Regions from separate parts of the Mus musculus genome. Here region 2 is linked to region 1. Evidence: chromatin loops called from intact Hi-C (ENCODE). Cell type or tissue: heart. All regions are shown on one strand.

Region 1 (8,000 bases):
CCCCAGGTCTGCTACCTCGGCACTTCTATTCCATGGGCTCAAGTGCAGCCTGCTTCTAGAATCAATGCAAGTAAAAGCAGGAATCTAATTCCACATGTGTTCTTCCCAGGCTAGGGCCTCTTCCCGACTGCTCCCTGCTTCTCCCTCTGCCTCACAAGGCTTGAGGCAGGATATGAGCCCATCAAACACCAGGCCCCAATCTGACCTCCCTGGTCCCATTGTCCTACTTTTCCTCTACAAGCGAAAATCTAGGAGCCTGTCTGCTGACCTAGAGAGTGACACAGAGAGTCACCACAGCTTGCAAGTGGTGTTGCCATCACAGATCTCCTCAAGCCCCTGATCCCAAGAGATCAATTCCCCTACCCCAACCTTCCCAACTGCAAACTCCCACTCTGCCATTCCTTGCCATCAGCCCTTGCTCCCTATGCTGTGATTTTTTTCCTGGAGAAGTGTGAATAAATGTCCACTCATCCCAGGGAGGGCAGTGACTACAGACCAAAGAAACCATTTTACTGAGTTTAGATTAGATAAACAGTGGATCTATTCAGAATAATTATATGAGTGTGGGTGACACAAAGCTCTCACCAAAGGGCCCACTGCAGGCTGCAAAGATGGCTCAATGAGTAAGGGTGTCTGCCCACCACCAAGTCTGATAATGTGAGATCAATCCCTGGGATCCACATTGTAGAGCGAACCCTCCCAAAAGTTGTCCTCTGTCCTCCACACACATGCTGTGGAAGTGAGTGTGCGTGCGCGCACACACACACACACACACGCAAAGTAGCATTTTGTTTTGGTTTTTTATGACCTATTCCAGCATGATTAAGGACTCACAGAATCTGCATCCCTGGAGCTCCTTGCATGCTTTGAAGACATCTCTGTCTCCTCTCCCCAGCAACTGCTTATAGCTTAGATGATGATCTCCACGGAGGCTCCATGAATTCCTAAGCCTCTTGAGCTTTCTGAGACTTCTGCCCCACACACAAGGCAGAGTTTCCCATTTTCAGGGCATAGCTACATAACACTCCATCAACTAAGGAGCCCGCCCCCCAAACCACTGACTTCCCAAGAAGCCTTGCCCTTTGACCCCTGTCTATCCCCACTAAGTCCACTGGGCACTTCTATTTCAGGTAGTGACCAGAATCAACCTGTTTAGGCCCCACAGCTACTGGACTTTCTCTCTCTTCCCTCTCACTTCTTCACAACCAAGAGGGGTCTGTACTGTGACAACCCTGTGACCTTCCCTCCCAGCTGCCCAGTACCTCCCGGGGATCCTCCTAATGTGCCAATGGGGCTGCAGGATGGCATGGAGTTTCCTGTGAGATCTTGTAATTCCACTCATGTCGTTCCATCCGAGGGAAGTGAAAATGCACACACAGAGCTATGCACACATCTTTACTGTGCACACACAGAGCTAAAGAGCAGACACAACTCAAATGTTCATCAGCCAGTGAAGGAACAGACAAAATACAGACTACTACACAATGGAACAAAAGAAACAAAGCACTCCTGTGCTTGGATAAATCTTGAAAGTATTATTGCTAAAAGAACCATCAAAGAGCACACAGTGAATGATTCTGTTTGCAGGAATGCTCAGAACAAGCAGCTCACAGAGGCAGACGGCAGCTTCATGGCAGCCTGAGGCTGGAAAGAGGGAAGGGGCAGCAGTAGCCCTGAAGAAGGTTCTACACCTTCTGAACCTGTGAGCAACCACGGACTGGAGGCCTTCAGTGGGAGAGCTGTACAGCATGTAAATGGGTTTCAACTCTGAAGAAGTTCATGGTTACCTGATTAACAGGTTCTGCCATTATCAAGTGTGACTCCAGAACGTAGTACAGGGACTAGAAAGATGGCTCAGTGGGTGGAAGCTGGCATTCAATACCTGGGACCCACGTGGAAGGAGAGAAGCAACCCTCCAACCACACACAATAAATAAGCGCTTAGAAACCAGAAGCAGGGTGACTAGAGATGGTTAGCAGAGTACCCAGGTGTGGTCCCAGCACCACATGGTGACTTATAACTATCTGTAGTTCCAGTCTGAGGAGATCTGTCATCTTCTGGCCACCTACATGCATGTGACACACACACATATATTTACACACACACATTAAAAATTATAAGCCTTCATAAAATAAACACTTAACAAAGCCACATAGGCTTCTGCATAGAAACACACTTAGAAATGCATACTCTCGCTGATATGTTAACCGCAGCTTGTGCTCAGTGGAGGGGAGAAGGCTGGCATGTGTGTGTCCAGGTGCATTTGTGCACATGCAAGTGGAGGTCAGGGGTAGATCTCAGCAGTCTTCCTCAATTGCTCTCCACCTCTTTTTGAAACAAGGTCTCTCTCCGAACTCAGAGCTCAGTTTTAGGTGTATGATCCAGCTACCATGCTCCAAGGGTCCTGTCTGCCTCCCTAGTACTGGGACAGACATGTACTGCTACATATGTGGCTCCTTGTGGGTTCTGAGGGATCAAACTCCGTTTCTTATTCTTAATCAGCAAACACGTTACTGACCAAGTCATTACCTCACCCCAGATATGATTCTATTTTCTGAACAGTCTACAGTGAGCAAGGGGTGAGACTACATTAAAATAGCCAATCTACTTCCTTATCTAGTCCGTTTTAAGAATTAAGTCACAAATGATCATTGGTATTATCCCAGGAAGAATGGCAGAGATATAGATAAAAAGCAATGGGTGGCTCCCAGGTAAGTTCTCAGTAGATGGAAGCACCTGCAATCAGCAAAGCTGTAATGATTAACATGAAGTGGTACAGTGAAGGGCCAAGGAGCTCCACCTCAAAAGCATCTCCCTAGCAACCCCACTCATCCTCAGGGCCAGAGAAGGGACCCCTGATCTTCCATTTCCAGTATGCATTAAAAACAAACAAAACAAACAAACAAAAACAAAAACCTAGCAGGCCTTGGGTATCATTTTTGATAGGCAGGCAGCCTCTCCAAGAGCCTCAGTTTGAACTCTTCTCTACCGTCACCCTACATTCACTGAAAGTGAGGTAAACTGCTCATGAGCCCATAGCAGCCCCCGTGGGACCCCCAGAGAACCAGGCCACAGGGTGTATCCTTCATGGTCCACAGGGCACCTTGGTCTGCATACCACAACAGCCACCAGGGTTTAAGCCCACAGCTTGCTTTGTCCCGGTGCAGATGAGCTGGTCAAGCAGCAGCAGAGGTTAGACTGCATTAATACTGGCTTGGGTAAGCAGAAGAAACAACCAAGTTGGTAACAGAGCAATTGTCTGAAGATATCAACCCCTGCCCCCAGGCAAGCATCACAAAAGCACACAAAGTATTATTAGAACCTCTTAGCCTACTTGGTAAGAATTATAACAAGAGGAAAAAAATCCGGGGGAGAGTCTGTAAAGACAAGCAAAATGGCTTGAGAAAAAGGGACTGAATTACATCTCAGTGCTCACAAGACAGATGCTTGGTGCTGGGGCGTGGGTGCAGGGTCTGGGACTGTCCCATCAAGCCAGCTTCCTGCAAGTGACTGGCATGTCTGTTCCTTAGGGCCAAGTTTCCTATGAGCGATGTGTCTGTTCCTTGGGGGCAAAATTGTGTGTATTTACACAGGTGTCGCTTTCTCAACATCTGTTTAGAGTACTTGCAGCTGATGATGGGTGGTAGAGGCAGCACCTGCTACATCCCACAGCAGAGACTCACTGCCTTTAACAATTTCCTATCAGCTGAAGCTGGGCAGGCCCTCCTGCTTTCTTGCTGTCAAAAAGGCTCCCATGTTGCTGTAATACACCATACAGTACTGATGTCCCCAACCCCCGTGTGTGTATGCCCATGAAACCTCACATGCATGGACTGGCCAGAGTGTGGAAAATGGCGAAGACCCAAGTTGCAACATTCCTTGAAGTCAAAACTGCTTCAAGCTCTTCCAAACAACGCATAGAGCCGCCTAAGAGAGGAGTGGACAGGCTGTGAGGGAAAGACAGCCAGGTCTCCACACCCGTGTCACGCTGGGAAAATGACAGCCCCCATGATCTCTGAGAAACAGCCTGCTTAGGAGGGTGACTTTGTTTTACACTTTTGGCACAAAGCCACATTCCTTACCTAAGGTCTCACACACACACAGTGCCTTTTCAGGCCTGCTCACCACCCTGTGGTTTTAGCCGGTGGCGTCTTGGCTAGGGGAGCCCTGGTCTGAGCTGTGAACCTGCAGAGCACTTGCCATTAGCAGCCAGCCCAAGCGATCCCAGGTCTTTTAAGCACTCAGGAGGGTTTGCGCTCCGGGTCCTTTCCTTCGGACCTGCGTGGACCTCATTATCTCAGAAACCGAGGTCCGGCAGCGCAATAGGGCAGCATCGGACCATCTGACTCGCTGGCCGCCCGCTCCGGTGCCCGCCCCGGCGCCTGCCCGAATAGCGCGCGCTCGAGCGCGTGCCGGGCACCAGCCCCACCCCCCCGGTGGCGTGTGCATACGTCATATGGGCCGCCCTCCTCCCATTGGCTCCGGCGGCCTCACCAGACCCCGAGCGGACAGGCGCGCGGACAGGGCGGGGCCGCTTGAAGACACGCCCCCCAGCAGGGCGCGCGGGCGGCGGATAGGCTGGGTGAGGTCACGTGGCTCCGGTGGCAGCCTGCCTTATAAGCGGAAACCGCGCGGGGCCGCGGCCGCTCCTGGGCCGTCCGGGCGCGGTACGTGTAGTGTCGTGGCGTGTACCTTCCATGCTGTGCCTGGACGCCGATGCCCAGGCTGCACGACCACGTCTGGAACTATCCAAGCGCGGGCGCTGCGAGGCCGTACAGCCTCCCGCGAGGCATGATTGCGGCGGCCGCTTGTCCGCAGGGCCCCGGAGTCCCCGAACCCGAGCACGCGCCCCGGGGCCAGCGAGCGGGAACCACAGGATGCAGCGCGCGGCCGGGCAGCTGGCACCACGACTTGGTGCAGCGGAGCCTAGTGCTCTTCTCATTTGGCGTGGTCCTGGCCCTGGTGCTCAACCTGCTGCAGATCCAGCGGAATGTCACGCTCTTCCCCGACGAGGTGATAGCCACCATCTTCTCCTCCGCCTGGTGGGTGCCCCCGTGCTGTGGCACGGCAGCGGGTGAGTGCCTTTCCTTGTTCTTGGGGTGGGGGAGGGGGATGAAGGGACACGTCAGCTGTTAAAGTCACCCTTGTTACAAGAAAAGGAGAACGGAGAGGGTAGGAAACCCCAGACGTTGGCGAGCGACAGGCGGAAGTTGGAGGGACTAGTGATGGAGATGAGGTCAGGAGATAATTGGCAGTTTAAGTGGAGGAGTCGCAGCTGTCTCGTTGAGCCAGAAGCCAGGATTGGCCGCCTGGAGAACTGGTGAGGGCAGCACCACGCAGCTATTGGCTGCCTGAGCAAACGTGCTACCTCGCTGGATAACTGAAAACAAACCATCACGTGCGCTCAAGAGGCAGTTGCCAGGGGACAGACTTCTCTGCCTTCTGCAGATTGTGGCTATCAGCCAAACCTTCTGGAACTCCGTGCCCAGTAGACTTGGGACAGGAGGAAAAAAGGAGCCTTTGGGCCTAAGCACACCTATGGTGTCACCTCTTAGGCCCAACGAAACTTGTAACAGTGCCACAGTCTTTTTTCTTTCCTTGATCATTTTGCTGCTTTTTGCCAAAAGTGTTGAGTAATTACAGTCCAACAGATCCTGCATAGTTTACAGTGTACAGCGTTGATAACCATTTGTCAAGTGTTTCTCCCCCCTCAGCCCTGCTTGTCCTTGTCCTGTCCTGTGTAGGTGGGCAGTATTTGCTCAGGTGCATCTTTCCTCCAATCTGCAGCCACAGGACAGCAGGAGCAGTGCCTGTCTGCTTTGAAGCCAGCTTTTATTGACTGCCTGCCTATGCTTTATATGCTGGGCTTGGGTGCTGTGCTGTAGCTGAGTCATGGGTTAAATGTAGGATGCAGGACACTTAACTGTTGATTTCCAAGGCTGCTTGCTCTCAGGCTCACCTGCAGCATTATGAGGGTCAGCCACATGACAGTTGTGTGCTTCTTGGTTGTTTTGGACTGGGGGTGGCCTCATTCATGCTAGGCAAATCATCTGCCACCAAACTACTATCCCCAGCATTTAAAAGTTCCTTGGGGAATAAGATGGAGATTTGAATTCTCTTTTCCTTACATATGAAACCTAAGGCTCTTTGAATTTGAAAGTTTATCTTCAACATGAAGCATCATGTTTGTGATGAAAGTTTAAGGGAACCCAGTAAACCAGTTTCTCATCTGAATATGAGGCTGGACTGGTACTGCTTTCACCACTGAGGCTGAGTGCCTGTGTTCACACTGGACAAGGTGGGACGGCAGCCTGACTGAGGTCTTGTGCCCTGTGTCCATGAGACTGCTCCCACTTGTACTGCAGACAGTCCCTCCCTTCCTGGGTTTTACTCTCTTTGTGTCTTCTGGAGTGCCCAACTTCTGCTGTCCAAATGTTTTGGAGTCCAATCTGTGTTTGTGACAGTTCCTAACTCTGAGAACCACAGAACCTTCTTTGCCCTCCACTTTACTTACATAATCCTCATTTCACACATGCGAAAACAAACTCGAGGAGACCTGTCCAGCCTCTCTCCCTTCTTGAGACCCTACCCTCCTCACAGTGTGAGACTTGTCTTCACTGGGGCCAGGTCAAGGCTGAGAAAAAGAGAGCAGTGTGGGGTGGCCTTCCCACAGCCTTTTCTTACAGGTGTATGTAAGGTAATACTTTGTGCTACAGGTGACAAACTGCCGAGGAAAATAAGTGGTTTGGATCCTACTAATAATGACCACACAAGGACTGATTTTCACCAGTGTATCCTAATCCTGTTTTGTTTTTCTTTAAACAGCTGTTGTCGGTTTACTGTATCCCTGTATTGACAGTCACCTGGGAGAACCACACAAGTTCAAGAGAGAATGGGCCAGCGTTATGCGCTGTATTGCCGTGTTCGTTGGCATCAACCACGCCAGTGCCGTATCCTCAGTTGGTGTCTGTGCAGAGGGTCATCTGGGTTGTGGCAGGGTATATTGACACTGCTCGTCCCCTCGTTCCTGAGCTTCAGAGTATGACTTGGCTTTCACGTGGCAGGAATTTTGGGGTTCCGTTCCTAGGACCTCTGTACTAAGAGTAGAAGCAGAGGTTTACTGTGGCTCAGTGGACTTTTGTCCTCTCTCTTGCCTTCTACCCCACTGATGTGCTCTGTGGTAGTGAGAGCCCTGTCCCTGTTCTCTGTCACAGGAGCCCAAGGCTGGTCAGGAGGTCCCTGCGGGCTTCTACTTTCCATAGCTGACATTTTGCCCTTCGTGTAGGCTGCTGTGGTTTTATGCATTTTCTATGAAAATGACCAATTTGATGGTAAACTCTTCAAATGCTAAGTTTCTAGAGCAACTTAGAGTAAAAGATCTTGTGAAGTTGTGTCTGCACTTGGGGCCTTCCTTTCCTGCCAGCCAGCTCTGAGAGTGCTCACTGACAAGCACTGAATCAACTTACCTACTACCTAGGGGACACAGAGACAACATGGAGACAGTGCCCGCCTGTCTCCACTCACTGAAAAGTAAAGGAGGGAGGAGAGCATTCTTAGCAATCTCCCAGCTGTCAGAAAGTTTACTATTAGAAGCCAGCGCTCTGACTGGTCCTCACTGGGGGTCTTGGGATTGGTCATGTACCATCATTAGAAGCAGACAGTTACTATATAGTGATACACCCTGTACGTAATTCTGGGGTTTAGGGGTTTTTTTTCTTATGATAAATTATAAAATGCTTCCTTAACTTTTGGATCACTAGAAATTAGATTTTGCCAATAATGTCCAGCTGTCCTTGACTTTAGCAGCCCTCTCTTTGGGTTTGTGGTGGACATTTGATCGTTCCCGAAGCGGCCTTGGGCTTGGGATTACCATCGCCTTCCTAGCTACGCTGATCACTCAGTTTCTTGTGTATAATGGTGTCTACCAGTAAGTTCGAATTTAGAATATTACTTTGGTTTTATAACACCTGTTAAAATGTAAATGTTTTTTATGAAAATCT
Region 2 (8,000 bases), 280 kb before region 1:
ACCTCCAGCACCTCCACCTGTTGTATTTGTAGGACTCAGTATTCAAGGGCACTCTTCTACGGCACTCCGTGTACCAGGCCCGATGCCCAGACTGTACTGGGGTGCTCACCACCTGTGAGCTTCCTCAATCTGTATTACAAAACTTAAAGAATGGGTGCCCTGGCTCTAAACCTTTTAAAGAAGGCACTATTTCAGAATACAAGGGCTTACAAGGGGGATTTTTTTAAAGCACTCAGATTTCACACATAGTTGGGCAAACAGCGCAGCTCAATGTGTTCTTGGTTTTAAGTGACATTTAGTCCAAGGCCCTTATAAGAGCAAAAGTCCTAAAACGAAGAACAAGAAAGGGTAAAAGAAGAAATGTGGTGGTAGTAGTGGGGTGATCGGTACTAGAAAAAGTCAGCTACAATCACTGATCACACAACCGAAGACCCAACGGACTTTGGTTACTAGGATACAAGTATGAGTCTCTGGAAAGCCAAGCTCAGTGGCTCTTGGACAATTCCTTCCTTAGGACCCGTTTAGCTTACATTACCAGACACCGAAGGCGACACAACTGTAAGCATAGTTTAGAAAAGAAATGTTTGGGGCACTGTCCTGAAGATACCACGATCACAGCCACTGTCCTGTGGATGGATTCAGACCCACGATCACACGCACGAATCACGGTGACCGTGTAAGCAAGGGTACCTTCCATACCTACCGTACAATCCACCCTAAGGGAAAAATCAGGGGCCGGGAGGACAGGCCCCTTGGCAAGGGACACGCTCAGCAGGGCCCCGGCAAGATGCTCGGCCGGCCGCTGCGCTAGGTCGGTGCTCGCGAGGCCCTTCCCGCGGCCCTTCGCTGCCCGGCGTGCCCCGCGGCTCCGGCCTGGGGTCCTGCAGGGCGCGCGCGCGACGAGGCGGGGGCGTGCGGGGGGAATGGCCCGGCAGAGGGGCCCCGCGCGGGCGGTACCTGCGGGTCGATGTCGCCCACCGCGTAGTACTTGACCTCGCGGAATAGCTCCTCTGGAACTTCGGGCGCCGGCTCCGACATGATCGCGGCGGCGCGGCGGCGCCCGGCCCCGCGTCACCCGGCCCGCCGCGCCCAGCGTCGTAGCTCTGCCTACTGCCCGGCGGCACAGCCCGGCCCGCAGCCGCAGCTGCACTCGGACCCGCGCCCCCGCCCGTCCGAGGCCCGGAGCGCGGGAGCCGTGCGCGCCCTGAGGCACGTACCACCACACCAGCTCGGCAGGGGAGTATGTGGGACCCTCCCGCCTTGCGCGCCGCACAGCGCTCCTTACACCACCGCTTCGGGCATCAGTGCTGATGGTCTACAATAGTTCGTACGGCACATGGCAGCCTTGTCCCGGCCGAGTTTTCACGACCGAGAACCGAGGACACAGAGAGACTATTTCCCTCACATGGCCGCAGTGGACTAGCCAGGGGGCGGGTCCTGGGCGGGACTCCCGTCACCCCGTGCGGCCACCTGACAGCGCATGCGCCAAGGAGGCGGAGCCTCGGCACGGAAGGGGACCTGAACAATCCAGCGTTCGCTCTTCAGCTGTCGCCAGCGCTGCTGTTGGACAGCACGCGATCCGGCCCAGAGTCAGGCAGACCCTGGCTAATGGTTACTTTCCTTCGTCTGCCCCTTCCGCATCTACTGAGGTAGTTGGCGGGGAACTGATCTTCGATGAGGCAGGTTAAGAGCAAAGTAGGAGCCGGCGACATAGCTCAGCAGGCAGACATCTGCCGCCAATCTGAGTTCGATCCCTGGGACACACGTGATGGCAAGCAAGAACCGGCTCCAGCAAGTTGTTCTCTGGCCTCCACAAGCACACTGTTGCGCACACACGTACACACATTACACACACACTCTCTAAATAAATGTACATTTTTCTACGTGTATTGGAGTTTTCCCTGCATGTATGTATCTGCACCCTGTGAGTGTCTGGTGCCCACAACAGTCAGAAGGTGGCTTCAGGATCCCCTGGAACTGAAGTTACACGACACGTGGGTGTTGGGAACCAAATTTGGAGATGCTGCAAGAGAACCAAGTGTTCTGAACTGCTGAGCCGTCCAACCCTCGGTCAACATAGTTTTTAAAGGTAAACAGCAAAATCTATAAAAATTATCTTAGCAGATAATTATATTAAATATGGATGTGTAAAGTTACAGGAAACAATGACAAGCTGAAACTGCTGTGGGGCGCTCGCAGAATGACAAGTCCCGCAACTCGTGATACTGCTCTTTAATCAAGTTTTGTGTTTTCTGTGACCTTCATGCAGATAGAGTGTTGTTCTTTTTTTTTTTTAAGATGTATTTATTATTATAATATGTACGTACACTGTAGACACATCAGAAGAGGGCATCAGATCTCATTACTGATGGTTGTGAGCCACCTTGTACCTTGTGGTTTCTGGGATTTGAACTCGGCCTTTGGAAGAGCAGTCAGTGCTCTTAACCGCTGAGCCATCTCCCCAGCGCCCCCCCCTCCCCCCCGGGTGTTGATGTTCTTATAGTCTCAAACGAACTCAGAGCAGAGCCATTTTGTTTTACAGCGATCAGAAAATAAGCACCCTGTTTAAGTTGGATAAACTGAGTTCAGTTAGGTTAAAAACAAATGGCTTGGCAATTAGGATCATTTACTGCTCTAGCAAAGGACCCAGATTTGATTCCTGACATCCACACGGATGTTCACAGCCACCTATAACTTCAGTTCCAGGAGCTCCAATACCCTTCTGGTGTCTGAGACTATTACAAGCACTGGGTACTACAAGCACAGGCAAAAAGTGAATGTGAAACTAGAAAACACAGTAATGGGAGTACAGTCCCCTCTGCCATGAGAAACCAAAGGAGATGATTGAGATAGTATTTTCTTATGGCGCTTTGGAAGTCAGTAGAGTGTGTGTGCATGTGTGTTTCTATGTATGAATGATGTATGTGTATGAGAACTTCCAGCTGTCTGCACCTCCAGTTACAAGAGTTCTGAAGCCCTACACATACAAATTATGCAGGCAAACGAACTAAAAAATCTTTAATAAACTAAAAATACATTTGGATAAGTATACAGTGTTTTCATTTAGTTGTTCTGTTTAGGTGACTACACACCCAGTAAAGTTAGGTATTTTTTTAAAAAGATTTATTTATTTTATGTATATGATTACACCACCATTGCTTTCTTCAGACACACCAGAAGAGGGCATCAGACTCCCTTAGAAATAGTTGTGAGGCACCATGTGGTTGCTGGGAATTGAACTCAGGGCCTATGGAAGAGCAGTCGGTGCTCTTAACCACTGAGCCACCTCTCCAGCCCAAGTTAGGTATTACTAAGTTCAATTTAAATGTATAGGCTGCAGCCTAGCTTCTTAAACTTTATATCATGACTCCATTTGCGGATCAGAAAATAATTGGCAGCAGTAGAAGGTTTCCAAACATGCAAGGGTCAAAAATTATTTTAAAAAGTGTGGTAAATCCAAGGTGTTTCTGGTCATGCTGGCCCATGCCGCACTGTACCCCTTCACGAAGCCTTGGTTCTGAAACAACACATGCACTGTGTATTCAGGGGTCATATGATACAGGGCCAGCAGATGCTGCGGAAACACCTCAGCTCAGATTCGGGACTGCTGTCTCCCATGAATTCCAATGTTTGTACTGTACATACAGAATTTTCTGCTTGTACAGAAACATAATGGCTTAATTTCAGGAAACAAAGACTTATTTCCCAAGTAATCCATGCCTGTCAATTAAAACCAGCAACCAAACGCCTCCTCTTGTACTCAGGAAGCCCCAAACACTAATTGGCAGCCCTGAACTGTCTCATGTTGCCTGTGTCAACCTTTTTGAAAGATACATGTAAAAGGGCTGGGGGATGGGATGGGTGCATTTCACACTGCTGTGCTGGAGATGACCAGCAGAGGGCATCCACCCTAGGGCTGGAATGCATGTATGGTTGTGTACATGTAGGTGATAGAAACCAAATTTGTCCTCTGCAAGAGTAGCAAGCCATGCAAAGTATTGAGCCACCTCTCCAGCTTCCAACCCAACCCACTACTTCCTGACCTGTGCTGTCACTTTGCTTTTGACTAAAGCTTCTTTACCACTTTGCAAATGTGTATGTGTGGTTTTTTTTTTTCAATTCCTTGACTAAGATACCAAAAACACAGAAACACCCTGTCAGAGACTGACCATCAGTAGCCCCTTGAGTAGGAGAAGAACAAAGGACTTGTTCTGCCCACTCTGCCTCCAGGGCCCATCATTTCACCCCAGGCTTCTTTTCTACCCTTGCATCCATCCAGCCCTAGTGCCCCTTCATTCCCTCTGAAGATGATCCTGACCTCAGCATGCTGCTTCAGTTATGCATCCCACAGATGGACATGAAACAGGGACAGTGAGATGTGTTTTATTAATATGCCTACATCCAGAAACTAAGAAATAATATGCACCGGTGAGCCTGATTCTGATAAGAAAGCACAACAAGAGACCTACAGATGAGGGTTCTGTGTGCCAGAAGAGCTGGGGAGAGTTGGGTTGTGTGGGGGAGAGGTTCATTCCCTTTTCTTAGGTAGCAAACCTACTGTTTAAAACAGGGCTTGGTGGTGCTTACCTATAATCCCAGAACACAGAAGGTGGATGCAGAAGGGATTGAAGTTCAAGGCTAGCTCAAGCTATATACAAGGCTAGCCTTGGACAACACAAGAACCTGCCTTAAAGAAGAAATGATAGCTAACATGTAAAGGAAAACAGGAGGATGTGAATACAAGCTTCTCAAGGCACTCATTCAAGTGCTATGGCATACACATATACAGTTGAGGTGGCATTGAAAGTCATATGCTCAAAAAATTGAAGAGATTACTTTTAAAAAATTATGTAATACTATATAGCTCAAACTTTAACATGTTGTTGACATCAAACTTTTGATGTTCCTGTCCCCACCTCCTGAATCTGTGGGAGTGTACCACTACAGCTAGATCGGCTGCTGCTTATCTACAAGACCTTCCTTAATGACTAAGATTGTCAGGTGGGGCCAGGCAAGGTGATTTCCAGGTCACCCTTGTTTACATCTCGAGTTCCAGGACAGCCAGGGCTAGACATTGATCCTGTGTCAAAGAAAGAAAGAAAGAAAGAAAGAAAGAAGGGAGGGAGGGAGGGAGGGAGGGAGGGAGGGAGGGAGGGAGGGAGGGAGGGAGGGAGGGAGGGAGGGAGAAACTGTTGTGTGGCTATATGCCCATGAATCTCACTTAGAGATTTACAGGCTTAGACTTAGACAAGACTCTTCAAGGTCACAGGAATATCAACAGGACATCTTTTTGATTATAGACATGGCTCCTAAGTGAGATTTCCTTTTTGAATTTTAATTGTATTTATTTATAAAATGTACGTGCATGTTTGGTGTGTGACAAATTGGGATTCCTTTCTATTGTTCTGATAAAATGCCATAACCAAAAAGAATATATAGAAGGGAAAATGTCTTTGGGTTTACAGTTTTGAAGAGAGAATCCATAACGGCAGGGAGTCACAGCAGTAGGTAGCAGGAGTTCACAGTTCCAAGAACAAGCCAAAGCAGAGAGTAAAGAGGAAGGGAAATAGGGCTATGACGTCTCAAAGCCTGCCAGAGTGGCATTCTTCCTCCTAAAGGTTCCATAACCTCCCTAGACAGCATCATCAATGGGGGATGGAGTGTTCAAGTATGTGAACCTGTGGGAGACATTTCTCATTCAGACTGCCAGTGCACACGTAGCTCACTATGTATGTAGAGGTCAGAGATGACTCTATGTTGTTCTCTTCTTCCACCTTTGTCCATAAGTTCCAAGGATCAAACTCAAAGATCAGGGCCGTGTAGTGAGCATCTTTATCCTTTGAGCCATCTGCCTGGCTCTTTTTGTGAGAACTCTTGGTTCTTAGCCATCGGAGATAAGGGAACCCCTTTGCCTGCCATTCCTCATTTTCCTGTCATTCTATCCGGCCTCAGTTTCCTCCTCTAAGACTTTGACTACTCAATCTTAAGGACTATTAATGGCTGAAGTTCTATTTCCTGGGGGTTCCTTCTGTTGAATTGGAACATAGGGTCTACCTATTCAGAGTAAAAGTCTCCGCCTGCCTGATCTAATTAAAACAGGAAAAGTCCTTGTAGGCATAAATTTTTTGCAACTTAATTTTAATAAGGGTTCAACCTCTCCTCTAGCCCTCCACTCATCAGAGGAAGTGGAAGAGAAAAGGTATTAGGATATGGAGGAAGTAGACCTGTTCAGCAATGGTTCTTTGGGAACGAGTTTGATCTTTTTGGACAGCAGTTCAGTCCCATAACAAACACCAAATACAACTCAGCAGCTGCAGAGCAGCCCTCTAGGCAGGCAGACACCATGCATGAACCAGCAGCTGAAGTCCAGTCCTTTCAGCAAGCAGACACCAGGCAGCTGTAGTTCAATCATGAGGAAACCACCAGGCTCACCAACCAGCCAATGGTGAGGCTGTGGAGGCAAGCAAGCTGCTGCAGGAACCTTATGAGCAGTTCTTGGGTGAGTTTCTCTCAATGACAGCATTGCCACAAGTTGAGCTCAACAACAGTATGAAAGGAGAACCAATAAATGCACGTCCTTAGTGAAGAATAGTGAGGCAGAGCAAACCAAATGAAGGCTCAGTGCTCCTCTCCCACTATCTGTGGGGTCATATTTATACTCCCTCATCAAGTGTCCTTTCATGTGACTGCTATATCCACACATCCTTTCACCTGTGCCTACTTCTAGAAAACAGTCTTTTACCTGAGTGCCCCAGCAAAGCATCATTTGACATAACTAACTTTCCAAAGAACTACAAGTTTCCACTTCAGGTCCGAGCTTGGAGTTGGGAGGATCCTCATTTGGTAGTGATCTGGATGGTGTCATAATCAGAAAGCAAACCAGATAAGCAGAAAAGCATAGAGAAGATTATGCCTGATCCAAACATAAGCGCTAAAATTAGGACTTTTTACACATCCTGAGGTTGAAAGGGATCCTGATGAATCATTAGAACTGAAGGCGGTCTGATGTCACTGAGAAGACGGACACACAGCCTGGGTTAAAGGGAACACATTCAGAACACATTTTAAAAATGGCCCAGGCTTTGGCACTGTCAAAATATCAAAGGTCATTCACTCACTTTCCCAGAAAGTCTGTCTCCATTATCTTTTTTTAAAAAAAGATTTATAAAACAAGTATACAGATTTTGTTTGTTTGTTTGTTTGTTTGTTTGTATAGAATTCCATGTAGCCCACACTGGCCTCAAACTTCCCATTTAGCTGAGAATAGTCTTGAATTTCTGATCCTCCTGCCTTTACCTCCCAGGGCTGAGATTATAGGTGTGTCCCACAATGCCTAGTCTAAGCAGTGTGCTGATGTTGATCCCAGGAGCTCTGTACATGGTAGGTAAATACTCTCCCAGCTGAGCTGCTTCTTAGCCCCTGACTTCGTCATCCTAGCTTCTGATTTTACAGTGACATCCCATAAAGTGGGTGAAGTGGGGCAGACCTACAGCTTTGAAAGTGCATGAAAATAAAACTGTTGCTCTGAACTGCATTTTCATGTACTCAAACCAGCAAGTGAGATTTGTGTGCCAAATGATAGCATTTGTTTAAAATAATTGAAGTGGAGCAAGGCACCTTTAATCCCAGCACTTGAGAGGCAGAGGCAGCAAAGTTCAAGGCCAACCAGGTCTACAGAGCTAGTTTCGGAACAGTCAAGGAAGGCTATACAAAGAAATTTTGTTTCAAAAAACCAATAAACAACAACAACAATAGAAATGGTTAACTTAAACATTCATATTTTGGCACACATACTTTGTAAGTGTAATCCTTCAGCAGATTGGCCACATTTCTTTTTTGAGACAGGGTCTCAACATAGCCCAGAGTTGCTATATCTTCAGCCCAACACAATTTATGCTAGAGCTTCTGAGTTCCAGGTATACAGGAAGTACCTGCTGAATCAAGAGAGTCCTGTGCTTGGAAGGAGCTCCTCACCTACCTGTGGATGAGTCCAGACCCTG

The links. A loop is a pair of places that touch in the nucleus more often than their neighbours do. Peaks named below come from ENCODE experiments on the same cell type or tissue, not always from the same donor. Only the 100,000 strongest peaks of a DNase experiment are listed, where the experiment ranks them.
Region 2: it touches region 1 in a loop (3-fold over the local background); 20 of 42 quality-filtered maps call a loop at or near these places.

Annotation. Positions count from the first base shown.
Region 1 is chr5:28,066,722-28,074,721 of GRCm38, forward strand. It overlaps Insig1 (insulin induced gene 1), which reads left to right and starts at 4,691. Exons shown (of 5, transcript NM_153526.5): 1 at 4,691-5,074; 2 at 6,826-6,950; 3 at 7,761-7,927. The coding sequence starts at 4,717. All of the region lies in intron 1 of Gm35223 (a long non-coding RNA gene), which reads right to left. In heart, no CTCF peak of the experiment used is centred here; DNase peaks (open chromatin) are centred at 4,540 and 5,290; H3K4me3 peaks cover 3,302 bases; H3K27ac peaks cover 3,572 bases.
Region 2 is chr5:27,790,242-27,798,241 of GRCm38, forward strand. It overlaps Paxip1 (PAX interacting (with transcription-activation domain) protein 1), which reads right to left and starts at 1,309. Exons shown (of 21, transcript NM_018878.3): 1 at 958-1,309. The coding sequence starts at 1,038. In heart, a CTCF peak has its summit at 3,899 (motif pointing right); DNase peaks (open chromatin) are centred at 910, 1,490 and 3,890; H3K4me3 peaks cover 2,472 bases; H3K27ac peaks cover 2,203 bases.